3 separate regions of the Homo sapiens genome follow, and regions 1 and 2 are each linked to region 3. The links are chromatin loops, found by intact Hi-C in ENCODE. Cell type or tissue: uterus. All regions are shown on one strand. Region 1 has its middle 22 kb from the start of MEX3D. Region 2 overlaps ONECUT3 (one cut homeobox 3). Region 3 holds the start of LOC100288123 (a long non-coding RNA gene).

Region 1 (8,000 bases), 280 kb before region 3:
GAGGGAAAACTTGTCCTGGCAAGAATTTCCAAAGCTCAGTTTTATTTTTTAAGACAAAGTCTCGCTCTTGTCACTCAGGCTGGAGTGCAGTGGCGTGCTCTCGGCTCACTGCAGCTTCCGACTCCCTGGTTCAGGAGATTTTTCTCGTGCCTCAGGATCCCAAGTAGCTGGTACTACAGGCGTCATCATGCCCGGATAAATTTTCTACTTTTAGTAGAGACGGGGTTTCACCATGTTGGCCAGGCTGGTCTCGAACTCCCGACCTCAGGGGATCCACCCGCCTCGGCCTCCCAAAGTGCTGGTATTACAGGCGTGAGCCCCAGCGCCCGGCCCCAAAGTTCCGTTTTACCCTTTTTCCCACGCTGAGGCTACAGCTGAACCCAGCCTCCAGACCACCTCCTCATTGGTCTATGGGAGCACGTGACATCATGCGTCCTCCAATCACCAGCAAGCAAGCAAGGCGTGGGCGGGACCAAGGGCGGCTACCTCTGGGGCCAGCAGGATTGGCTGTTGCCCGTGGTAACTGTGTGTGACGTCATAAAGCTTCCTTGCACCTTGGCAAGGCCCCGGGAGCAGGGACCTTTTCTCTCCCACTATACAGATGGGGACACTGAGGCGCTGGTTCTCAATCTATGAAAAAATGGGGTGCTGGTAGGTAGGTCAACCTGGGTCCCACGGGGAGTTTTCAAACTCCTGATGACTCCAGAGAATTACGCTGAGTGAAAAAAGCCTGTCCCGGCCGGGCGCGGTGGCCCACGCCTGTAATCCCCGCACTTAAGGAGGTCGAGGCAGCCGGGTCACAAGGTCAAGAGATCGAGACCAGCCTGGCCAACATGGTGAAACCCCATCTCTACTAAAAATACAAAAATTAGCCGGGCGTGGTGGCGGGCGCCTGTAGTCCCAGCTACTCGGGGAGCTGAGGGAGGAGAATCACTTTCACCACGGAGGCGGAGGTTGCAGTGAGCCTAGATCACGCCACTGCACTCCAGCCTGGGTGACAGAGTGAGACTCCGTCTCGGGAAAAAAAAAAAAAAAAAAAAATTAGCCGGGCATAGTGGGGTGTGCCTGTGGTCCCAGCTACTCAGTTGGCTGAGGTGGGAGGATCACCTGAGCCCAGGAGTTCCAGACCACCCTGGGGAACATAGTGAGACCCCATCTCTATAAAAAATTAGAAAATTAAGGCCAGGCGCGGTGGCTCACGCCTATAATCCCAGCACTTTGGGAGGCCGAGGCGGGCGGATCAGGAGGTCAGGAGATCGAGACCATCCTGGCTAACACGGTGAAACCCTGTCTCTACTAAAAATACAAAAAATTAGCCGGGCGTGGTGGCGGGTGCCTGTCGTCCCAGCTACTCGGGAGGCTGAGGCAGGAGAATGGCGTGAACCCGGGGAGACGGAGCTTGCAGTGAGCCGAGATGGCGCCACCGCACCCCAGCCTGGGCGACAGAGCAAGACTACGTCTCAAAATAAATAAATAAATAAATAAATAAATAAGCCAAGGATGATGATGCACACCTGTAGTCCTAGCTGCTTGGGCGACTGAGGCAGGAGGATGCCTTGAACCCAGGAGTTCATGTAGGTTGCAGTGAGCTGTAGTTGCACCACTGGAGTCCAGCCTGGGCAACAGAGCAAGACCCTGTGTAAAGAACAAAAAAAGTTTATGTAACATTTTAGAAATGGAATTAGGGTTAGGGATGAGGGTGCGGGGAGGGTGCACAAACAGCAAGAGATCCTGATGGTGATGGAAATGCTCCATGTCATGATGGTGGATACACGAATCTACCCAGGCCAGCAAATTATAGGAGACTAAAGACATCTCACACACTCACACACACGATCACAAGTTAAACTGAGGAATCCTGAGTAAGATTGATGGATTGTATCCATGTGAAATCTTACTTATATGTTTTTTAGAGATGGAGTGTCCTTAATGCACCCCAGGCTGGAGTGCAATTTTGTGATCTCAGCTCACTGCAGCCTCTGGGGTTCAAGCGATTCTCCTGCCTCAGCCTCCGGAGTAGCTGGGATTACAGGCGCCCACCACCACGCCCGACTAATTTTTGTATTTTTAGTAGAGATGGGGTTCCACTATGTTGGCCAGGCTGCTGTCGAACTCCTGACCTCGTGATTCACCTGCCTTGGACTCTCAAAGTGCTGTGATTACAGGCGTGAGCCACCACACCCGTTTTTGTTTTGTTTTGTTTTGTTTTGTTTTTGTTTTGAGATGGAGTCTCACTCTGTTGCCCAGGCGAGAGTGCAGTGGTGTGTTCTAGGCTCAGTGCAACCACCGCCTCCCAGGTTCAAACGAGTCTCCTGCCTCAGCCTCCCGAGTAGCTGGGACTACAGGTGCCCGCCACCACGCCCGGCTAATTTTTTGTTGTTGTTGTATTTTTGGTAAAGAGGAGGTTCCCCATGTTGGCCAGCCTGGTCTCGCACTCCTGACCTCAGGTGATCCACCTGCCTTGGCCTCCCAAAATGCTGGGATTACAGGCATGAGCCACAGCACTCGGCCCTTCCCTCCTTTCTTTCTGAGACAGGGTCTTGTTCCGTCACCCAGACTGGAGTGCAGTAGCAGGATCACAGCTCAATGCAACCTAGAAGAATTCCTGTCGTCCTGTGCTCATGAGATCCTCCCTCCTCTTGCAACTGCATATGAATTGACAATTATTTCAATAAAATTTTCAATTAAAAAATTATGAGGGCTGGGTGCGGTGGCTCACTCCTGTAACCCCAGCACTTTGGGAGGCCGAGGCGGGCGAATCACGAGGTCAGGAGTTCGAGACCATCCTGGCTAACACGGTGAAACCCTGTCTCTACTAAAAATACAAAAACTAGCCGGGCGTGGTGGCGGGCGCCTGTAGTCCCAGCTACTCGGGAGGCTGAGGCAGGAGAATGGCGTGAACCTGGGAGGCGGAGCTTGCAGTGAGCCGATATCACGCCACTGCACTCCAGCCTGGGTGACAGAGCGAGACTCCATCTCAAAAAAAAAAAAAAAAAAAAAATTATGGTCCAGGAGCGGTGGCTCACGCCTGTAATCCCAGCACTTTGGGAGGTCAAGACGGGCAGATCACCTGAGGTCAGGAGTTCGAGACCAGCCTGGCCAACATGGTGAAACCCCGTCTCTACTAAAAATACAAAAATTAGCCGGCCATGGTGGCAGGTGCCTGTAATCCCAGCTACTTTGGAGGCTGAGGCAGGAGAATCGCTTGAACCCGTGAGGCAGAGGTTGCACTGAGCTGAGATCGCACCACTGCACTCTAGCCTAGGTGACAGAGCAAGCCTCTGTCTCAAAAAATAAAAAGAGAAAAAAAGAAAAAAGCCAAGAAAGTGGAGTCTTTTCTGCCCTTGAAAGGGTAGTGGTAAAACTCTCTGGGTGGTGTGGGGTGTCCAGGTATCTCTCTGTCGCCCCTAACACTGGGCGAGACTGGATCTGTTTTGCATAAAGGAAGAACACATTTCTGTGTCCCCTGCCAGTCATCCATGCAATCATCAATTTCGTTGTTGTTGTTGTTGTTTGAGATGGACCTTCCCTCTTGTCGCCCAGGCTGGAGTGTAGTAGCATGATCTCGGCCCACTGCAACCTTCACCTCCCGGGTTCAAGCGAGTCTCCTACCTCAGCCTCCCGAATAGCTGGGATTACAGGTGTGCGCCACCACACCCGGCTAATTTTTGTATTTTTAGTAGAGACGGGGTTTCACCATGTTGGCCAGGCTGGTCTCGAACTCCCGACCTCAGGTGATCCGCCCGCCTCGGCCTCCCAAAGTGCTGGGATTACAGGTGTGAGCCACTGCGCCCGGCCAATCAGCAAATATTTAATGAGCCCCCACTGCGTACTAGCGCTGAACTACTGGGCGAGGGTCGGCCAGCGGCAGGAAAACGGGGAAACAGGTGCGCCCGTTTGTGCGCGGGGGAAGCTCGCAGCCACGAGCGAAGGGACCTGTGTCTCCACTTTGGACAAATCTCCCGGGAATTTCCCGGGGGTTCAGAGCTCCGATGTCGGGGCGGGGAGGGGCAGGGTGTCATGTGCGGCGCTGGCCACACGGTGGCGACAGAGAACGTGCCGTTCTGGTCCAGCCTGGCGGCTGTGGGGTCGAAATGGGGAAGGAGTTGGGGTCGCGATGGAGTCGGGGAGGCAGTGGGGTAGGAGCGAGGGCCCCCTTTTTTTTGGAGACAGAGTTTCTCGTTGCTCAGGCTGGAGTGCAATGGCGTGATCTCAGCTCACCTCAACCTCCTGGGTTCAAGCGACTCTCCTGCCTCAGCCTCCAGAGTAGCTAGGATTACAGACATGCACCACCACATCCGGCTAATTTTTGTATTTTTAGTAGAGACGGCTTCGCCATGTTAGGCAGGTCTCGAACTTAGGACTTCATGTGATCCATCTACCTCGGCCTCCCAAAGCGCTGGGATGACAGGCGTGAGCCACCACGCCCAGCCGAGACAGCCTACCCACTGTGGGCTTTGGCAATAAGGCGCTCAATCAATTATAATAAACACCTATGGAATTAATTCCCGTCTGTGTTCCCCAAACCGTCCTCCCCAACCCCCACCGCCGCCCAGTAATTCAGGGACCACAAGAATGGAGGTCTCTGGCTTATAACTCTCACTGAGAAGCCTGATGCAGGAGCTCACACCTGTAATCCCGGCACTTCAGTAGGCCAAGGCAGGAGGATACTACTGAGCCTCGGTAATGTATTGTTTTTTATTTTTTTTATTTTATCATATATATATTTATTATACTCTAAGTTCTAGGGTACATGTGCATTCTCAGCAAACTATTTTTTCTTTTATTTTTATTTATTTATCTTTTTATTTTTGAGACGGAGTCTCTCTCTGCCGCCCAGGCTGGAGTGCAGTGGCGCGATCTCGGCTCACTGCAAGCTCCGCCTCCCGGGTTCACGCCATTCTCCTGCCTCAGCCTCCCGAGTAGCTGGGACTACAGGCGCCCGCCACCACGCCCAGCTAATTTTTTGTTTTAGTAGAGATGGGGTTTCACCGTCTCGAACTCCTGGCCTCATTGATCCTCCCACCTCGGCCTCTGAAAGTGCTGGGATTCTAGGCGGGAGCCACCGCGCCCCGCCAAGGCTGGGTAATTTATAAACAAAGGAGGTTCCTGGACTCACAGTTCTGCATGGCTGGGGAGGCCTCAGCAAACTTACAATCACGGTGCAGGGGGAAACAAGCGTGTCTTACCTGACTCAGGCGAAAAGAGAGGAAGGAAGAGCAGGGAAAACTGCCTTATAAAACCATCAGATCTCGTGAGATCTCACTCACTATCAGAGAGCAGCACGAGGGAACCGCCCCCATGATCCAATCACCTCCCACCTGCTCCCTCTCTCCACACGTGGGGACCATGGAGATTACAACCGAGATGAGATTTGGGTGGGGACCCAGAGCCAAACCTCCTCAGGACCTCTGTCCCCCCTCCTCTCCTCCCACTGCCTCTGGGCACGCTGGCACCCCTGCCTCCTCTTCCCTGGTTGGTCTTTGGTGAGATGTGTGTCCATTGGTCCCAGAACCTGGCGTTGCCCAGGCTGGAGTGCAGTGGGGCGATCTCGGCTCACTGCAAGCTCCGCCTCCCCGGTTCATGCCAGTCTCCTGACTCAGCCTCCCGAGTAGCTGGGACTACAGGCGCCCGCCACCACGCCCGGCTAATTTTTTGAATTTTTTAGTAGAGACGGGGTTTCGCCGTGTTAGCCAGGATGGTCTCGATCGCCTGACCTCGTGATCTGCCCGCCTTGGCCTCCCAAAGTGCTGGGATTACAGGCGTGAGCCACCACACCCGGCCCAAGACCCTGACTCTTAAAAAATAAGGCCAGGCCAGGTGGCTCACACCTATAATCACAGCATTTTGGGAGGCCAAGGCAAGTGGATCGTTTGAGCTCAGGAGTTGGAGACCAGTCTGGGAAACATGGTGAGACCTCGTCTCTATTAAAAACACAAAAAATTAGCCAGGCACAGTGGCACATGCCTGTAATTCCAGCTACTCAGGAGGCTGAAGCAGGAGAATCGCTGGAACCCAAGAGGTGGAGGTTGCAGTGAGCTGAGACTGTGCCACTGCACTCCAGCCTGGGTGACAGAGCAAGACTCTGTCTCAAGAAAAAAAAAAAAAAAAAAAAAAAAAAGGCCAGTCTCAGTGGCTCACGCCTGTGATCCCAGCACTTTGGGAGGCTGAGGTGGGTGGATCACCTGAGGTCAGGAGTTCGAAACTAGCCTGGCCAACATGGTAAAACCCCGTCTCTACTAAAAATACAAAAACTAGCCGGGCGTGGTGGCAGGTGCCTGTAATCCCAGCTACTCAGGAGGCTGAGGCAGGAGAATCGCTTTAGCCCCGGGAGGTGGAGGTTGCAGTGAGCCGTGATCAAGCCAGTGCACTCCAACCTGGGTGACAGAGCAATAACCTGTCTCAAATAAATAAATAAATAAATAAATAAATAAAATTCAAGCTTAGTAGAATAAAAAATTCAGCTTCCCAGTTGTCCTCGCATTTCAGGTGACAAATCATGCACAGCTGGTGGCTTTGTATCACACAGTGCAGATTTAGACCATTCCCATAATCGTTTTCATCATTGTAGAAAGTTCTATTGAACAACGCTGGGCTAGAACATTCTAGAAGATTCTAGAAAGCTCCAACACAGGAGCCAGCAGCCACCTGAGGGTAATTACATTTAAATTTAGACTTAAATTCTGTTGGCTGGTGAAGTCCAGCACATGCTGGTTTGGTTTTTTTTTTTTTAGGGGTGAGGTAGTTAGACTGCAGCAAAAACAGGGGCTCCCATCACAGTTCTGTGCAGGGGGTGAGTGAGACTGAAGAAACCAAAGACCATATCCCAATTCACTTTCTGAAATCATCTCCCGTTATTTTCACCTGTTCTCTGATTACTCTTTGTTCCCTGCGTGTGCCCTGTCATCCCACCTCCACACCTTTGCCATACTGTCTCCCTTTGACCCCCACATCCAACCAGCCCTGTCTAGCCTTCTGCAGCATCCCCAAGCAGAATTCACTGGGCAGAATTAATCTCTCTCTCCTCTGAACTCCTGATTCACCCATCCATCCACCCATCCCCCTTCCTGTCCACCCATCCACCCATCCATCCATCCAAGCATCCACCCACCCATCCACCCATCCAACCATCCACCCACTCATCCACCCACCCACTCATCCACCTGTTCACCCATCCACCCATCCATTCATCCATCCAACGATCCACCCACCCATCCATCCACGCATCCATCCATCCGTCCATCCATCCAACCATCCAAGCATCCACCCACCCATCCATCCATCTCCAACCATGCACCCACTCATCCCTTCATCCATCCATCCATCCATCCATCCATCCATTTACCCACCCTCCCATCCATCCACTCACCCATGCACTTGTCCACCCATCCACCCATCCATCCACCCACCCATCCATTCACCTACTCACCCATGCACTTGTCCACCCATCCACCCATCCATCCACCCACCCATCCATTCACCTACCCACCCATCCATCCATCCATTCGTCCACCCACTCCCCCATCCCCCCATCCAACCACCCATTCCTCCATCCATCAATTCACCCACCCACCCACTCACCCATCCATCCATCCATCCATCCATCCATCCATCCATCCATCCATTCATCCACTCATCCACTCATCCATTTACCCACCCTCCCATCCATCTACCCCCCCATCCACCCATCCATCCATCCACCCATCCATCCATCCATCCATCCATCCATCCATCCACCCACCCTCCCATCCATCCACCCACCCATCTACTTGTCCACTCATCCACCCATCCATCCACCCACCCATCCATTCACCCACCCACCCATCCATCCATTTAACCACCCACCCACCCACCCACCCAGCAACACATCCATCCACCTACCCATCTAATCATCCATCCATCCATCCATCCACCCACCCACCCATCCATCCATCCATTCGTCTACCCACCCACACCTATCCCCCATCCAACCACCCATTCATCCATCCAATTCACCCACC
Region 2 (8,000 bases), 59 kb before region 3:
TTGCTCCCTGGTTCCCTAAAATATTCTACATTCTTTTGGCCCGGCGGGGAGGCTCAAACCTGTAGTCCCAGCACTTTGGGAGGCCAAGGCAAGAGGATCTCTTGAGGCCAGGAGTTCCAGACCAGCCTGGGCAATAGGGAGACCGCATCTCTATAAAAATGTTTTTAAATTAGCCAGATGTGGCCGGGTGCGGTGGCTCACGCCTGTAATCTCAGCACTTTGGGAGGCCGAGGTGGGTAGATCATCTGAGGCCAGGAGTTCGAGACCAGCCTGGCCAACACGGCGAAACCCCATGTCTACTAAAAATACAAAAATTAGCCGGGCGTGGTGGCACATGCCTGCAATCCCAGCTACTCCGGAGGCTGCGACAGGAGAATCGCTTGAACCCAGGAGGCAGAGGTTGCAGTGAGCCGAGATTGCACCATTGCACTCCGGCAGCCTGGGTGACAGAGTGAGACTCCATCTCAAAAAAAAAAAAAAAAAAAAAAAAAAAAAATTAGCCAGATGTGGTGGTGTACATCTGTGGCCCCGGCTACTCAGGAGGCTGAGCCAGGAGGATCTCTTGAGCAAGGGAGGTCGAGGCTGCAGTGAGACATGACTGCGTCACTTCATTCCAGCCTGGGCAACACAGGCTGACCCTGTCTCAAAAAATGATAAACAAATAAATAAATCGACATGATTTTACAATAGTTAACGCATTCGCCAGTTTCCGAATTTCAATGCAAGATGAGGTGGCTTCCATTGCCCTCCCTTCTGCAAATCACAGTCTGTATTTCTCCTTCTTGCAAAAGGCTGCGCTCCAGGGATAAATTCTTTTTATTTCCCTTTTTTGTTTTTTTTTTTTTTTTAACAGAAAGGGGAGCTTCAGATGCTCCGAGATTCTTCCCCCCGGCTCAGATCCGTGAAGCGCGCATCCTGGTCATTTTTGCCGGCCGCCTAGTACTCTCTGACTCGGCGGTGGTTTCAGGTTTTCCTGAACCACTTCCCCGCCCCGCTGACATTTAGGCTGTTTCCAATCGTTCGCGGTCACCATAGCGGCTGCAATGAATACGTCCGGGGCGGATCATTTTACGAGTGTGAGTTTATCTGTGGATTAATTTCCCAATAATTGAAACGCTGGGTCAGCCTCCCCAGCCCCTTTCTGGGTGGCCGCTTCAGCCGCTTCTTATCACTGATTCCTTTCCTGTCATCTTTTTCAAATCCATTTCCCACTGCAGGCGCTGTGTCTCCGTAACATTTTTTTTAAAAATCAACGCCTTGTGCGTGCGTGTGTTTGCCCACTGGCTTTGCTCCTGTTTGAGGGTGCCTGAATGGGGTGGGTCTCTGTAGCTGAATGTCCGAGGGTGAGAGGTGCCCCCTGACACCCCCATGCCCCCACCCCATGGCGGCCCAGCCTCCAGATGGAGCCACGAGGGAGGGACAGCCCGAGAGTCCAAGTGGAAATGCGTTTCCCGGTTAAGTCTTTGAAGGCTCAGAACTAATTTGAAAATGCAGTCATTAAAATCCCATCAGGGGAGGCTGGCGGGGAAAGCTGGAGGGAGAGGGGTGGGGACAAGAGGGAGGCTGGGCGCCTGCTGAGGCCAAGGTGGGCTCCGCGTGAGATGTGGGCAGGGCAGGCATGGGGAGGGTAAGCCACCCAGAGTGGAGGGGTAGTGGGAACAGAGTGGGGCCAGATGAGGGGCTGGGGAGGCCTCTGGGGGTCCACGCCTGGGGCATGACTCAGCCCCATCTCCTTGGAGAAGGTTCCACTGCCTCCCACCCATGGGAATCAATTTTCCAGCTCCCCGAGGGGTGCAGGGTGTAGACAGAGGGTGTAGGTATGTGACCCGGGCCCCCCACAGTAACTGGACATGTGACCTTGGGCAAGTCACCCACTGACTCGAGTCTGGAGAGGCCACGGGGGGGGGATGCGCAGGGGGGACAAGACACCAGCATGGGGGTGGGGGGCATCAGTACAACCCACATCTGGGGCAGGGCAGCTGGTGGCGGGGACAGGACGCGTCGCCAAGGAAACCGGTCATCATCCCAGCCGGAGACCGGGCTCCATATTGAATTGTCTGCTCCCTGAAGCCAGAGGTGGCTGAGGGAGGGGATCTCCAGCTCCAGGACACAGGGAGGACGGGCACACAGCGGGGTAGACTCACGTGGCTTGGTGGTTTGGGGCACTGTACAGACTGTCGGGCACAGAGGGACATGGGATGGTCACTTGAATCGCCCATTGCTGCATCCTGGGGCGTCTTCTTCTCCCTTGGGCATTGCCCAGCTGGTCTCCATCTCCTCTAGTTGCTCTTTGATCTCCTCCCTGGACCTTGGGGACCCCCCAGGAGCCTCCACATCCCTCCCGTCCTGGTGCCACCCTGGCTTGTGTCTCTCCTGCCGTGCCGCCCCCAGCACTGCTGGCGTCCACTGGGATTCAGGGACCTTCCCTCCAGCTGTCCCGAAGCCTGGGCCTGGTCTTCTGGTCCATCCTCCCTCCCAGCCAGCAGTGTATCCACTCGAAGGCCTCAGAGAGCCCAGTGGAGCCCGCGCCTCCCCTCCAGTACCCACCCAAAGGCGTCCTCTCTCCCCCTTTCCTGGACTCAGAGCGGAGCTGGCCTCCTCATTGGGGAACAGAGTCCCAGGCAGCCGCCGCTTCACGCTGTCCTGTGACTGTGAGTGGAGGCCAGCTCCTGGAGCTGCCTCTCTCTGGCCTCACGCAGCAGCTGCTCCCTGAATGGTGAATGGATGAGTCGGTTGCAGGTCCGTGCTTCGGCGTTCATTCCTTCGTGACTCTCGGGACTGCGGCCCGGTGGGGACACAGGGCTCTGGGTCACTGCGTCCACTTGATAAACCAGGAACCTGATGTCCAGAGAGGCCAGGGTGCGCGTTCAAGGCCACTCGGCCCGCAGAGCCCACCCGCGTCCCCATGGCTGCAGTGGTGAGGGGAGCAGGGGGAGGCAGAGAGGAGCCCACCCTGGGGCTGGGCGGACATGGATGCGTAACCCACACCGCAGGCTTCTGCGGGGTGACACCCAGACTCACCCCAAGACCCTGCACACCCTACAGCTCTCACGTCTCACGTCCACACCGCGAGCCAGCTGCATCCCACACAGGGATGTCACACCAAGATCCGTTGCCTCATCCACCGCCCGTCCAAGGCCCCACAAGCTGATGCCGGTTTTCCCGCCCAGAACTGGAACAGCTTTCCTAACGGTCACAGGTTTCTTAGCTTCTCACTTGGGTGGGGTTTGGATGTGCAAGGCTGCCGACCCCCATCGTGGTTGAGCGCCCGTGCAGGCGCCACCCACCCACCCACAGCACCTCGCTCAGACTTCGCCCTCCACCCCGCCGGGACATTTGGGAAGCCTCAGGCAGCCCCACGCGGGCACACCCGATGGTGGACGGAGGCTGGCACCCTCAGCCCGCACGCGGCCAACGTCAGGCGCGCGCAGAGGCACCCACGGGCCCGCCTTCAGGGGCGAGGCGGATGCTGCATCCTGAAGCCCTCCCTGTTACAAGCCCAGCCCCTCCAAAGGCCTCTGGATGAAGGGGAGGATGAAGGGGGAGAGAAGGAGGAGGAGGGGGAGAGGGAAGGAAGGGAAGTGAGGGAAGGAAGGGGAAGAGGGGAGGGAGGTAAAGAGAGGGAGGGAAGGAAAGGGAGGAAAAGAAAAGAGCAGAGAGGGGAGAGGGAGGGAGGGTGAGTGGAAAAGGAGGGGTGAGGAGGAGGAGAGGGGATGGTCCCCTCTTGGAGGGTGATGGGGGTTGACAGGTGGGCCCCAGCTTGGGTTGCAGCAATGACTGAATTCAGGGCCCCTACTCAGCTACTGGCTTCCTGCTGAGGGCACTCGGGGAGCCCCACTGTCCCACCCGGCGCTCCAGGGCAGTGGCTACTGGTCTTCCGCAGCAGGGTCTTGCAGGCTGGGCTGAGACCCCCCCCCCATGCTCCACCACCCTCGTGTAGGACAACCCAGGAACATGTTAGTCACTGCACACTCACTCAGCCACTGCTATACCTCCGCTCTGTGCTGGGCCACAGAAAGATCTCAGGCCCCACGAGGCTAAAAGGAGGAACAGTGGCCCCTGGGAGTCCCAGAGGAGGGGCCCCGGGCTCCGCTGCGGGGGGAGGGAGGGACTTCCTGGGGAGAGGCCATTGCTCCTGGGCGTTGAGGAATGTGTAGGAGTTCTCTGGCTGGAGTGACCCAACTTTCTACTCTTGGCCCCAGTTTCTCCATTTCTCCCCTCTCCAGGAAGATCCTGAGAGAAAACCTGAGGCTCAAGGCCTTCCTTGAGGGAGGGGGAAACTTCGTGGTTGGAAGGCAAGTGTCGCCCAGAGCCCAGCTCCTCTCAGGGACCCCCAGATGGGAGCTGGGAGCCTCTTGTTAGCCCTGCCGTATTCATTCAGGACTTTTCTGGCTAGACCCTTCCCCACAGCCCAACCATGATCAAGACCATCTTACAGTTGGGGAAACTGAGGCTAAGATGGTCCAACACCAGGCAGGGCCCAAGAGGGCAGCAGGTCAGACCACCCTCTTGGGCCCCGGGGTGGTTGGCTGTCCCCAGCAACTTTTAGAAAGGCAGGAAGTGGGATAGAGCTGGTGTGTGTGGGCCAAATCCCAAGGGGTCTGCAGGAAACGCCTTCATCCGGAACTTGAGGGTCTCCCCCCAGTCCAGCCCCCTTTCCCCCGCATGAGACACAGCCTACAGCCCCCGCCCTTTCCTGGGTTGGGGCGGGGACGGCTGCCCTCTGCTGGACACAGCGGGAACAGCAGGGATAACTGAGCGAAGGGGCGGCCACATCCCCGGGACCTCCCCGCCCAGAGATTTCCTGATCCCACCTGCCCAGAAAAGAAAACGACCCTTGTTGATGCTGGGGGCGGCGGCGCAGGCCCAGGACGGTGCCCTGGGGCGGGAGGCTGGATGCTACAGTAAAGCCACCATGACTGCGTTTGCCGGGCTCCCTGTGCATGGGCTCAGATGTGGGCATGGGGTCTCCGTCTCTTCTAGTTGATCTCTGATCTCCTCCCAGGGCCCCGGGGACCCCCAGGAACCAGCCCCAGATCCTCCTCATCCTTAGATTCCAAAAAGACTGATAACCGTTGGGGAGATGGGATGGGTGGTGTACCTGGAGTCCTCAGATCAGAGCCTCTCGGGGGTGATTGCTCCTGGAATCAGGGCCTCAGTCCCCAGGGTCCTGGAGGAGGTGCAGGGCTGGCTGCATGGAGTGGGCATCCTGTCAGGACCCAAACCCTCACTCAATGGGGCCCCTGGACAGAGCAGGTGAATTGTTGTAAAAAGAAGGGGTGTGGCAGGGGTGACAGGGAGAGTTGTGGGATTAGACAAGGGGTGTTGGGGTAGCCTCGCAGGGAAGGAGATACCTGAGCAGAGACTAGAAGGAGCTGAGGGGGGCGGGAGGGGACTTGGGGAAGAGCAACCAGGCAGAGAGAACCGTCGTGCAAAGGAGCTGAGTGAGTGAGGCCAGCGGGGGAGGCCAGACAGAGAGGCGGCTGGTGGTGGATGGGGAGAGGGAAGCGGCTGGAAGAGCTCAGGAGCCCAGGAAGGACTGGCCTGCACCGGGACATGCCTGAAGGGGGCGCACTGTCTTTACAAAGGAAGGGACTGAGGCCTCCAAGGGAATGGGACTCGCCTGGGGTCCCAGAGCAAGCTTGACAGCCTGGCCCCGCCCCACTCCTCCGCCAGCTTGGTGGCCAAGGTCTGTGTTGGGGGCCACTCTCTATCCCCCCGACTACAGGTCGGGAGCTGCTGGTGATGGAACCAGGGGCTGAGTATGCAGTGCTGGCCACATACTAGGAGAATCCCAGGATGGGGTTCAGCAGTGTTGATGAGGATAATGAAGGAAATCAGGGGGAGGTGAAGAAAACAGAGGAAGGGGGTGAGTAAAAGAAAGGTCATGGAGGAGGTGTGGGGAGGTGGAAGGTGGAGGTGATGGAGGTGGTGATGGGGGTGGAAGGTGGAGACGATGGAGGAGGTGGCGGAGGTAGAGGTGGAGGTGGTGGAGGTGGAGGTGGTGGAGGTGGAGGTGGTGGAGGTGAAGGTGGAGGAGGTAGAGGTAGAGGTGCTGGAGGTGGAGGTAATGGAGGTGGAAGTGGAGGTGGAGGTGATGGTGGAGGTGGTGGAGGTGGAAGTGGAGGTGGAGGTGACGGTGGAGGTGGTGGAGTTGCTGGAGGTGGAGGTGGTGGAAGTGGAGGTGGAGGTGATGGAGGAGGAGATGCTGGAGGTGGAGGTGATGGAGATGGAGGTGGAGGTCGTGGCGGTGGAGGTGGTGAAGGAAGAGGTGCTGGAGGTGGAGGTGATGGAGGTGGAGGTGGTGAAGGAAGAGGTGATGAAGGAGGAGGTGGAGGTGCTGGAGGTGGTGGAGGAGGAGGAGGTGCTGGAGTTGGAGGTGATATGGAGGGTGTGATGGGATAGCACTGACATTGGTGGTGCAGGAGTGATGGTGGAGGAGAGGACGGAGGTGGAGACCTCATTGGAGGCTGGTGGAGGTCGCGTGGCAGAGGTGGCAATGGTGGGCCCTGGCAGCATGAGGCTGGTGGTTGGTACCAGGGCCAAGTCCAGGGCTTCACCCCCGTCCCCACTCTGAACCCCATCAGTCCTTCTCTCCAAGTCTCAGTTTTCACTTCTGCACAAGGGGTCCATAACCACCATGGCCTCTGGGTTGGCACAGGGGTGGCCTTTAGGATTGGTGTGGGGGTGAACCTGATGTTGGGTGGGGTGCTGGCGGGGGTCAGGTGGCGGTGGTGATGGGTAGGGGATGCACAGAGGGGGCATCCAGGCGGCCCCCCTACTCCAACTCACACCTCTGTCAGCGGCTGTGGGGGATGGGAGCAATGACAAAGCTGCTCGCGGTAAACAGCTCCGACTGGATCGATCTGGGCTGTGAGGAGCTGTAATTAGATTGAACGCCGGGAAGGGGGGCAGCAGAGCCTCTTTTTGCTGCAATCGACAAAACGGGAAGTTTTTTCAGACTCTGCCTGGCCCGGCCCCTCCCCCAGCCTCTGCCTCTGGGGTCCCCATTAGGCACCAGATTGGAGCCTGGGAGGTGGGGTGGGAAAGGGACGATATGCATCCTACCTCCCTCCCCCATCTAGGCCAGTGGACTCTGTTTTCTGGGCTGCCCTATTGGGACTGGCTGGGCAAGCCTGAGGGGTGGCTCACATTCTCTGAGTAAATAAGGAGAAAACCCCCTGCCTTGTAGAATTATTGTAAGGATTGAGGCTGGGTACTGTGATTCATGCCTGTAACCCCAGCACTTTGGGAAGCTGAAGCTAGAGGATTGCTTGAACCCAGGAGTTAGAGACCAGCCTGGACAACATAGTGAGACCACATTTCTACAAACAAACAAAAAACATATATATATGTTTGTGGGGGTTTTTTGTTTTTTGTTTTTTAATTAGCCAGATGTGGTGATGTGCACCCGTGGTCCCACCTACTTGGGAGGCTGAGGTGGAAGGATTGCTTGAGCCCAGGAGTTCAAGGATGCAGTGAGTCATGATTGCACCACTGCACTCCAGCCTGGGCGACACAGCAAGACCCTGTCTCAAAACAAAACAAGAATTATTGTTAAGAATTGAGTGACCAGATACATATAAAGCTCTTGACACAAAGCTCTTGTGAGCTTTCTGAGGAGCATTTGTATTTCTGTCCCTACTGTAAATGTAGGATAAATTTGTGAGTAAATTGCTAAGTGAATGAATAAATGAGTGAGTGAATGAATTAAACATTACAACAGGTGAGCGAGAAGGGCCTCCCTTGGAATTTCAAGGCCCCGGTTGAGTTTTGACTCAGCTTTCCCTTTGAAAGAATGGAGGACTGGGTCCTCTCCTGTAATCCTCATAGGGTGGCCGAGTGCCAAAGAGGTGAGAGGTCAATTCAGTTTTTTGCATTTCCTTCCATGTTTCTTTATGCAGATAAAATATAAACATAGGTTCTTGTCTCTCCTTTCACACATAAAAGGCTCCCTGGTACACTGTTCACCCTTCAGGATTTCCTTTGCCATCTTTCCA
Region 3 (8,000 bases):
CTCAGGGCGTGGTCTTGGGGGTGGTGGTCCTGGCCGAGATGGGAGGGGCTACCTGTAAGGATGGACTGTGGGCGATTCGCTTAGGGATGATGGTGGTGGTAGTCTTGGACGCCATCCCCGACAATGTGCGTGTTTTCAGCTGCTGGCCACCTGGCTCAGGGCCGTTGGAGGACTGGCTGCCGCTGGCCGCAAGGGTCCTCTTGGCACCTGTGGGGGCTGGCGGGGCACAGGGGGTGTGGGCACAGGGCGAGTGGCTGCCCATCACCACGTGGCGGAGCACCAGGCAGCCGCGGCCGCTCAGCGCCAGCAGCACGTGCATCTCCGCGTGCAGGGGGCCGGGCCAGGGTGAGGGGCTGGGGCTGCGCAATGGCATCAGGCTCTAGCTGCCTTCAGGCAAGTCCATCGAGGCAGAGGACACAGGTCAGGCTGCGGAGGCCGCTGAGGACACGTCACCGGTGGGGTGGTCCAGGCCTCTGCCACGTGTTCTGACCCCAAGCCCAAGGCGTCGATGTCTGAGGGAAAGGCCCTGGCTCCCGGACAGAGGACCGAAGGGTCTCGGGTGCCCCCACCTGCTCATTGGCTTTGCCCTGCCCTGCGGCCTCTGTGTTCTGCCTTGCCCTTTGATGAAGTCACAAACCAGAGGGAGGAGGCCAGGCCTGCAGGGGCTGCTTCGGAGGGCTGGCCACGCGGGCAGCTGCAACCTGGGCATGTACGTCTGTGTGGCAGGGGGGCTTCTGGACTGGGGGCTCGGCACCGACCCAGGAAGGGGAGCTGTGAGCAGGGACATCTGGCCCTAGTCTCAGAGCAACATCCCTCGAAATGCCATCTGGCCCTGGAAGGTGCAAGGGAGGCAGGATGAGTCTGCTCATGCTACCGCGGGCCGCCCAGCAAGGAAGCAGGCTGCCCGCCAGGCTGGCACGCGCCTCTTGCAGTGGAGGGTTTGCTCTTCAGGAACGGACAGAGAACCTCCAGACTCCCTCGGCTGCACGCTGGGGGCGAGCCCAGGCAGCCACAGGAGTCCTCCAAGCCAGATGAGCCCGCCCTGCGGCACTGCCAGCACTTGGGACGCCAGACTCCCTTCAGGCGGCGGGCCCCAAGGGCACTGCGACAGCTCAGCACCCACCACAGATCAGCAACAGGACAACCCGAGCGCGGAGACACAGACGGGAAGCGTGTGGGGTCCTGGGATAGGCCCAACTCAATGATTTCCCCTCCCTGGGGCTAAGGTCTCAGCCGTGAGGGGGCTCTGGGGAGGGGAGGTCAGAGTAGCCTGGAGAGCTCTCCCTAAGGAGGGCCGTGGGATCCATGGGATCTGCAGGGGAATCGCCGGGGCTGGCCCTAAGGCTCTCCAGCCAGCGCCAGGGAGGCAGGGGCTCCAAACCAGCAGGCTGCTCAGGGTGGTCCTCGGACAGCAGCCATGCCCTCCCAGGGAGCTTGCCAGACACACAGACCTTTCCCAGCCTCCAGACCAGAACCTGCATTTTTTAGGAGCTTTCTGGGGGACCCTCATCTGTGACCTGCCTCCAGGGATACTTTCTCGCTCTACAGACACCACTGATGTGAAGACGCAGGAGACAGGACAACCCCCCGTGAAGGGTCCTGTCCACCCACCACTGAGGCCTGGCCCGACTTTCTACAAGACCCTGCTGGGGGGGAAGTGCCCCTCGGAGTAAAGGAAATACAGCCCCACTCCTGGGAAGACAGCACTCATTTCCATCAGAGGCCACGCCCCCCACTCACACGCCAGGAGAAAGCCACACCTGCAGAAGCCTGCTCCCCACCCAATGCCAGGTACCCCGACATGGCTCCCCATTCCCTGGAACCACAGGCTCAGGCCCTGGTTCAGCCCAGTCCCCAGCAGGCTGTTGGACTCCTAGTAACCCCGGAGCTGGGTCAGGGAAGGAAGGTGCTGGGCCAGGCCTCCTGCACCCCTCAACAGTCCCCATTTCACAGACAGGCAGGCTGAGGGCCCCAGGGAGGGGGCCCAAAGTCATCCCATGAGCAAGCACCATGTGGTTCAGGTGAGCTCAGAGACCTCAGGGTGCCACCTCTCCTGCCCACATGCCCACGGCCCCCCGGCACAGGCCCCCTGGGCCAGGACTCACCTGCAGCCAGGCGGGGGTTGGGGATGTGGGCGATCCTCCTCTTCTCGCCAGGGGCGGAAATGTGGACGGAGGGCGACTTCTCTGCCAGCCTGGCGGGGGCCTGCAGCAAGCTCGCCGATGCCCTCTGCGCCTGCTGGGCCCGCAGGTAGCACACCTCCTGCGCCGTCGGGGGCCGGGCCGGGGGCACCGCGGGACCCCTCCTCGGGGGCTCCACCTGCGTCACCACAAATGCTAAGGCCTGGCAGCACAGCGGGGGCACCTGGAGCAGGCGACCCCGGGCAGGCTTGGGAGAGGGTGGCTGGAGCTCGGGGGCCGGAGGCACCACCTCCCTGGCTGCCTTCTGAGCTGCTGGGCACACTGGGGGGAAGCAGCAGGGGGCAGTGGTCCTCAATGCCATGTGGCTCCAGGCTCCCCCACTCCCAGTGTCTCCCGGTGCCCAGGCTATGTCCTCAGCCCTGATAAGGCACGGGTGGGCGGGACTACCCCGATTACACTGGCACTCCAATCCAATCCCACTACGCCTAATCTTCCTCAAAGCCCCTCCTCTGGGGAGGCTCTGGGACTGGAGCAACTGGGACTCTCCTGGCTGCTGACCCCGGAGCCAGGCTCTCTGCTTGTCCTGCACTACCTCGCCACGTCTGCACAGGGGCCTGACAAGCGCTACTGTCTCCGGGCTACAGAGGACACTGGAGCTCAGAGCTGGACAACCGGCCCAGGCCCAGGCCGCACACGGCGCAGCAGGCCGTCTGCCGCACTCTGGGGGAGGTCACCCTGGGGCTGCTGACCTGCTCTGTCCCTCGCCCCAGCACCGTGGCAATCTAACAGGAAGGGGCAGGGCCAGCTCCCTCTGGAACTCGGGCAGCGTCAAAGATAAGGTGTCTTCAAAAAGCTCATGGAAAACGTGCGTTGTGACGAAACTTGCATGGCTTTCAAGTTTTTTTGCCCCAAAATAAACTGATACTAACTTGTCATAACATGTCTGAACCAGACGGAGTTTGAGGCACTAAAAAAAAGTAAGACATCAGTTAGAACAGAGCCCCAGTCAGAGCAACAGGAGTTCTGCTAAAATTGAAGCAAATGTTAAGCATCAAATTTATGGTAAAACTTGGGTGGAAGAACGAATGGGGAAATCACTGATGCTTTACAAAAAGCGTCACAGATTTACAGGAACAATGTCCCAAAGAAATCAGAAGTTTATGAATGGATAACTCATTTTATGTATTTATCTTTTTGAGACAGAGTCTTGCCTTGTCGCCCAGGCTGGAGCGCAATGGCACGATCTTGGCTCATTGAATCCTCCACCTCCCGGGTTCAAGCAATTCTCCTGCCTCAGCCTCCCGAGTAGCTGGGATTACAGGTGCGTGCCACCGCGCCCAGCTAATATTTTGTATCTTTAGTAGAGACGGGGTTTCACCATGTTGGCCAGGCTGGTCTCGAACTCCTGACCTCGTGATCTGCCCACCTCTGGGCGCAGTGCCTCATGCTTGTAATCCCAGCATTTTGGGAGGCCGAGGTAGGCAGATCACGAGACCAGTCTGGCCAACATGGTGAAACCCCGTCTCTACTAAAGATACAAAAATTAGCCTGGTGTGGTGGTGGGCACCTGTAATCCCAGGTACTCGGGAGGCTGAAGCAGGAAAATCACTTAAGCCCGGGAGGCGGAAGTTGCAGTGAGCAGAGATCGTGCCACTGCACTCCAGCCTGGGTAACAGAGCGAGACTCCGTCTCAAAAAAAAAAAAAAAAAAAAAAACAACCAAAAAACAAACAAACAGAAAACAGAGGGATGAAGCTGGGAGCAGTGGCTCACGCCTGTAATCCCAACGCTGGGAAGCCGAGGCAGGAGGATCACTTGAGGTCAGGAGTTGGAAGACCAGCCTGGGTGACAAAGCAAGACCCCCTTTTTTTATAATTTTTTTTTTTTGAGACAGAGTCTTGCTCTATCACCCAGGCTGGAGTGCAGTGGTGCAATCTTGGCTCACTGTAACCTCTGCCTCCTGAGTTCAAGCGATTCTCCTGCCTCAGCCTCTCTAGTAGCTGGTATTACAGGCACCCATCACCATGCCCAGCTAATTTTTGTATTTTTAGTACAGATGGGGTTTTGCCATGCTGGCCAGGCTGGTCTCGAACTCCTGGCCTCAGGTGATCCACCCGCCTTGGCCTCCCAAAGTGCTGGGATTACAGGCGTGAGCCACCAAACCAGGCCAACCTCGTCTTTAAAAAAAAAAAAAAAAAAGGCTCCTGCTGGCCTGGCCTCTGCGGACCTTACCTCCTGGCCTTGCTTGGAAAGGTGGGAGATCCTCCTCTTCTGCCCGGGGAACAGAGTGGTCAGACCCGAAAGCCCCTTCTCCTCACTCTTCTCTTCCTTGGGGGGCTAAGACACATGTCCGTCCGTCAGCACAGGTCTGCCCTCGCTGCCAACACCAACACACCCCAACCTCAAACTGCCCCCGGCAAGTGGGGAATGGAACAGTCCAGCCCCCAGGCACAGCAGCTGAGGGCTCAGGGCCAACAGTCCCTGGGCTTTGTGTGGGTGCAGTCGGAGGGGTGGGCAGGTGTCACACGTTCTGCAGATGCCCAAGGCTACCTCTCCTGGGCACCCAGGGCCCCAGCTTGGAGACCCCAGGGCTGCAGAATGAAAGCACACTGGGAAAGCGAGGCCACCTTGGGCCGAACCAGCTGCTGCGGGCTGAGCACTTGGGCTCAGTCTGTGTGGAGTGAGCTCCCCCTGGTGGCCAATTTGGGGACACGGGGCCAGGAGACCCAGGGGTCCAGGGCTGGCCCAGGAGAGCAAGAGCTCGCCACGCTGGGAGTAGGGAGGAGGGAGGGGAGGAGAAAGGAGCCGGAGGGGATGAGGAGGAGGCAAGGAGAGGAGACAGAGGAGCTGGAAGAGAAGAGACAGAGATGGGGGAAGGGAGGAGGGGAGAAGAGAGGGGGAAGGGAGGAAAGGGGAGGCGAGGGGAGAGGGGCTAGAAGGGTGTGCCGGAGGTGGATTCCCCTGAGGTGGGTGGGTGGGCCAATATCCCCCTGCCAGTCAGTGGGAACAGACCGTGTGCACGTGGCCACAGAAGCCTGGCTGGTGGCCACGGGCCAGTGACCTCTGGGTGGGTGAGGGGCAACAGGAGCAACAGGGCTGCCCGGGTGCTCCTGAGCTCCTGAGATTTCAACGGGCTCAGGGACCAGCACTGAGGAGCTGCCTCCACCCCGTGCCTCCGAGCCAACTGGAAACCACTCCAGATAGAAGGTCTCTCACCAGGCCCTCGGCTCTGCCTCTGCCCGAGCCCAGCCCCAGCACCCGCGCGCCTCACCTGCCGGGCCAGCCGGCCTCTGTCCTCCGTCTTGACGCTGGTGGACTCGTTGAAGATCCGCAGGCACTCCTCCATGGGGTCGGAGTCAAAGTCCACCTCCTTCTCCAGGGCCGAGTAGTCCACATCCGCCCCCGCGCTGGAGGTGGAGGAGGAGGAGGAGGAGGAGGAGGATGGGGCGGGGGAGGGGGGCGGGGAGGCCTTGAGCCGCTTGGGCGGCCCCTGCGCCTCCGGGAAGCCCAGGCTGGAGTCTGAGTCGGAGTCTGAGTCCGAGCTGAGGCTGGGGAGGGCAGAGGGCCACACGCTCGGCACCCCTGGCCCTGCGGCCTCGTCCTCACTCTCGTCCCCAAAGAGGTCGGCGTGGCTCAGGGCCCGCTTCTTCAGCTTGGGGGCGTCCTGGGAGGCGCCCTCGTCTAGTGAGCGGGCTTTCCGCTCCACTAGCTTCCCCGACGGGGCCTTGGTGCTCTTCCTGTCGGGCAGCTGGAGGGGGCGGGGTGGGCCTCTGCCGGCCGCCGGTCGGGAGTCCCCGCTTGTGGGGCTCGGCCGCCGCGCTGGCCGGTCAGGCCTCCCTTTCCCTGAGGTGGCCACAGGAGTGGCCGAAGATGGCTTCTTCTTGGTCCCTTCCGGCCGCTCTGCCTTGCGCCGGGGGCTGCTGGCCTGCGGGCCCTTCTTGTCCGCACGGGGCTTCTCCACAGGCCGCCCTCGGCCCTTGTCCTTGGTCTTGTCCTTCCCCTGGGCCCCGTCTTTGCAGCTGGGGGCAGGTGGGGCCCCGGTTTTTTTCTTCTTGGGTTTTCCCTCCTTGGGGCAGCCCCCATCCTGTGAGGACTGGACCTGGGCTGGGGAGGCGGGCTTGGCTGGGGGCGGCTGGAGGTCCCCCACGTCGCACTGCACGGCCGTCTCCTTGGTCTCCCGCAGGCCGCCCCCCTCGGCCTCCAGGCCCTCTTTGGAGGGTGGCTGCCCGGTGGCCTTGATCTCAGGGTCGGCCCTGGCTTTGGGGGTGCTGGCCGTGGTGGGCTCGTTACCTGGGACCGTGGCGGCCTCATCTTCTGAGTCTGAGAACCTTGCATCGCAACTGCCAAAGGGGTCACAGAGCTTCTTGGGAGCAGGTGTGTAGGGCTCACTGCCGCGGGAGCCCCGGGGCCGCTTGGCGGCCCGCTCATCCCGGGAGCTGGCCCTGCTGAGGTGCCGGGCCGAGTAGTTGGAGAGAGGGTCATACTCCAGGTCTGTGGGTGGCCTGGAGTTGTCCACCACGTACTTGCCACTGGGAACGGGGCGGCTGTGCCGCCGGGGCTGGCTCACAGCCTTGGGGACGTATTCCAGGGCACCGCCACCCCCTCCACCTCTGCCCTGACCCCTGTCCAGGGACGCCAGCGAGTACTTGCTGCCCGGCTCGGCAGGGGCGGCCAGTGGGGTGGGCTGGTAGCCGGCATCAGGGCTTAATAGGCCGTGGCTGCCGGGGCTGTAGTCGAAGGCCAGTGGGAAGGCATCCTCGTCCGGGCCCACAGTGGGGCTGGCGTTGGGGCCGCGGGGCGCCAGGGCGGGGGCCTCGGCGGAGCGGTGCTCACGGGTCGTCTCCAGCAGCTCCCGGTAGCGCCGCTGCTCCAGCTCCACCTCACTGCGCACGGCCTCGATGGCCTGGTTGACCAGCTCCAACTCCAGCACATCCGGGCGCGGCTCCTCCCCCAGGCCCAGGGTGCCATTCTCCCTCTGCGCGGGGGGCTTGGGCAGCTCAGGGTTGTAGGGGTCGTAACCCAGCCCTGAAGGGAACAGAGAGCACAGCTGTGACCAGCCTGCCGGAGAGGAGCCCGCAGCATGGGGGCGGCCCCGGTCTCAAACTGCAGGGAAGGGAAGAGACCTGCCTCCGAAACCCACCACGCACTGGCGCCCGCCAAGGCTCTGGGGTGCCCAGCTGGGTACAGGCCATGGCGCCATCTCAGGCCCTGTGCCGGGCCCCGCCTTGCCCTGACCAATGGGCGCTGGATGGGCCTGGGCTGCGTGACACACAGCTCCCTGGGTACTGGAGGCTCCCTCACACGGCTCATGAAATGCGCACAATGACCATGGTGGGGTGGACACTCGACAGGCTGGAACTCCCCGGGGCAGGCGGGTGTGGAGCTCCCAGCATTCAGGGTGCCGGGCTGAGGCAGGACTGGGCTGGGCCGACAACCACAGCCTGACGGTGGACACAGGAGAGCCCTTCCTCAGCCAACACGGCCCCACCCAGCCAGCAGTGTGCCCGCGGTGTGGCGGAGGTGTGCCAGCAGTGTGCCAGCGGTGGTGTGGTGGCGGTGTGCCTGCGGTGATGTGGCTGAGCAGGGCCGGGGGATGGGGACATGCCCAGTTGATGGGCCACCCTGCAAAATCCACAGGAAGATTTTTTTTTTTTGAGACAGTCTCTCTGCTGCCCAAGCTGGAGTATAGTGGTGCGATCTTGGCTCACCGCAGCCTCTATCTCCCGAGTTCAAGCAAACCTCCTGCCTCAGCCCCCCAAGTAGCTGGGATTACAGGCGTGCGCCATCACACCCAGCTAATTTTTGTATTTTTAGTAGAGATGGGGTTTCACCATGTTGGCCAGTCTCGAACTCCTGACCT

The links. A loop is a pair of places that touch in the nucleus more often than their neighbours do. Peaks named below come from ENCODE experiments on the same cell type or tissue, not always from the same donor. Only the 100,000 strongest peaks of a DNase experiment are listed, where the experiment ranks them.
Region 1: a loop joins it to region 3, with 3 times the contacts of the local background. A loop is called at or near these places in 24 of 110 quality-filtered maps.
Region 2: a loop joins it to region 3, with 2.2 times the contacts of the local background. A loop is called at or near these places in 9 of 110 quality-filtered maps.

Annotation. Positions count from the first base shown.
Region 1 is chr19:1,542,331-1,550,330 of GRCh38, forward strand. No RefSeq gene overlaps it. Among named protein-coding and RNA genes, the nearest start is that of MEX3D, 22 kb to the right of the region's middle. RefSeq lists a cis regulatory region at 3,817-4,217 and a silencer at 5,177-5,377. In uterus, a CTCF peak has its summit at 4,043 (motif pointing right); DNase peaks (open chromatin) are centred at 455 and 4,041.
Region 2 is chr19:1,762,901-1,770,900 of GRCh38, forward strand. All of the region lies in intron 1 of ONECUT3 (one cut homeobox 3), which reads left to right. It overlaps LOC101928543 (a long non-coding RNA gene), which reads right to left. Exons shown (of 5, transcript XR_007067085.1): 5 at 6,867-6,930. Among named protein-coding and RNA genes, the nearest start is that of ONECUT3, 13 kb to the left of the region's middle. RefSeq lists enhancers at 1-84, 2,902-3,423, 4,718-5,412. In uterus, a CTCF peak has its summit at 4,743 (motif pointing left); no DNase peak of the experiment used is centred here; H3K27me3 peaks cover 6,177 bases.
Region 3 is chr19:1,821,467-1,829,466 of GRCh38, forward strand. REXO1 (RNA exonuclease 1 homolog) reads right to left here. Exons shown (of 16, transcript NM_020695.4): 2 at 5,412-7,165; 3 at 4,373-4,477; 4 at 2,106-2,319; 5 at 53-216. LOC100288123 (a long non-coding RNA gene) reads left to right here and starts at 623. Exons shown (of 4, transcript NR_152847.1): 1 at 623-1,226; 2 at 1,549-1,791; 3 at 2,157-2,250; 4 at 2,643-3,079. RefSeq lists a silencer at 5,742-5,877 and an enhancer at 7,003-7,503. In uterus, a CTCF peak has its summit at 4,850 (motif pointing left); DNase peaks (open chromatin) are centred at 4,835 and 5,545; H3K27ac peaks cover 1,387 bases.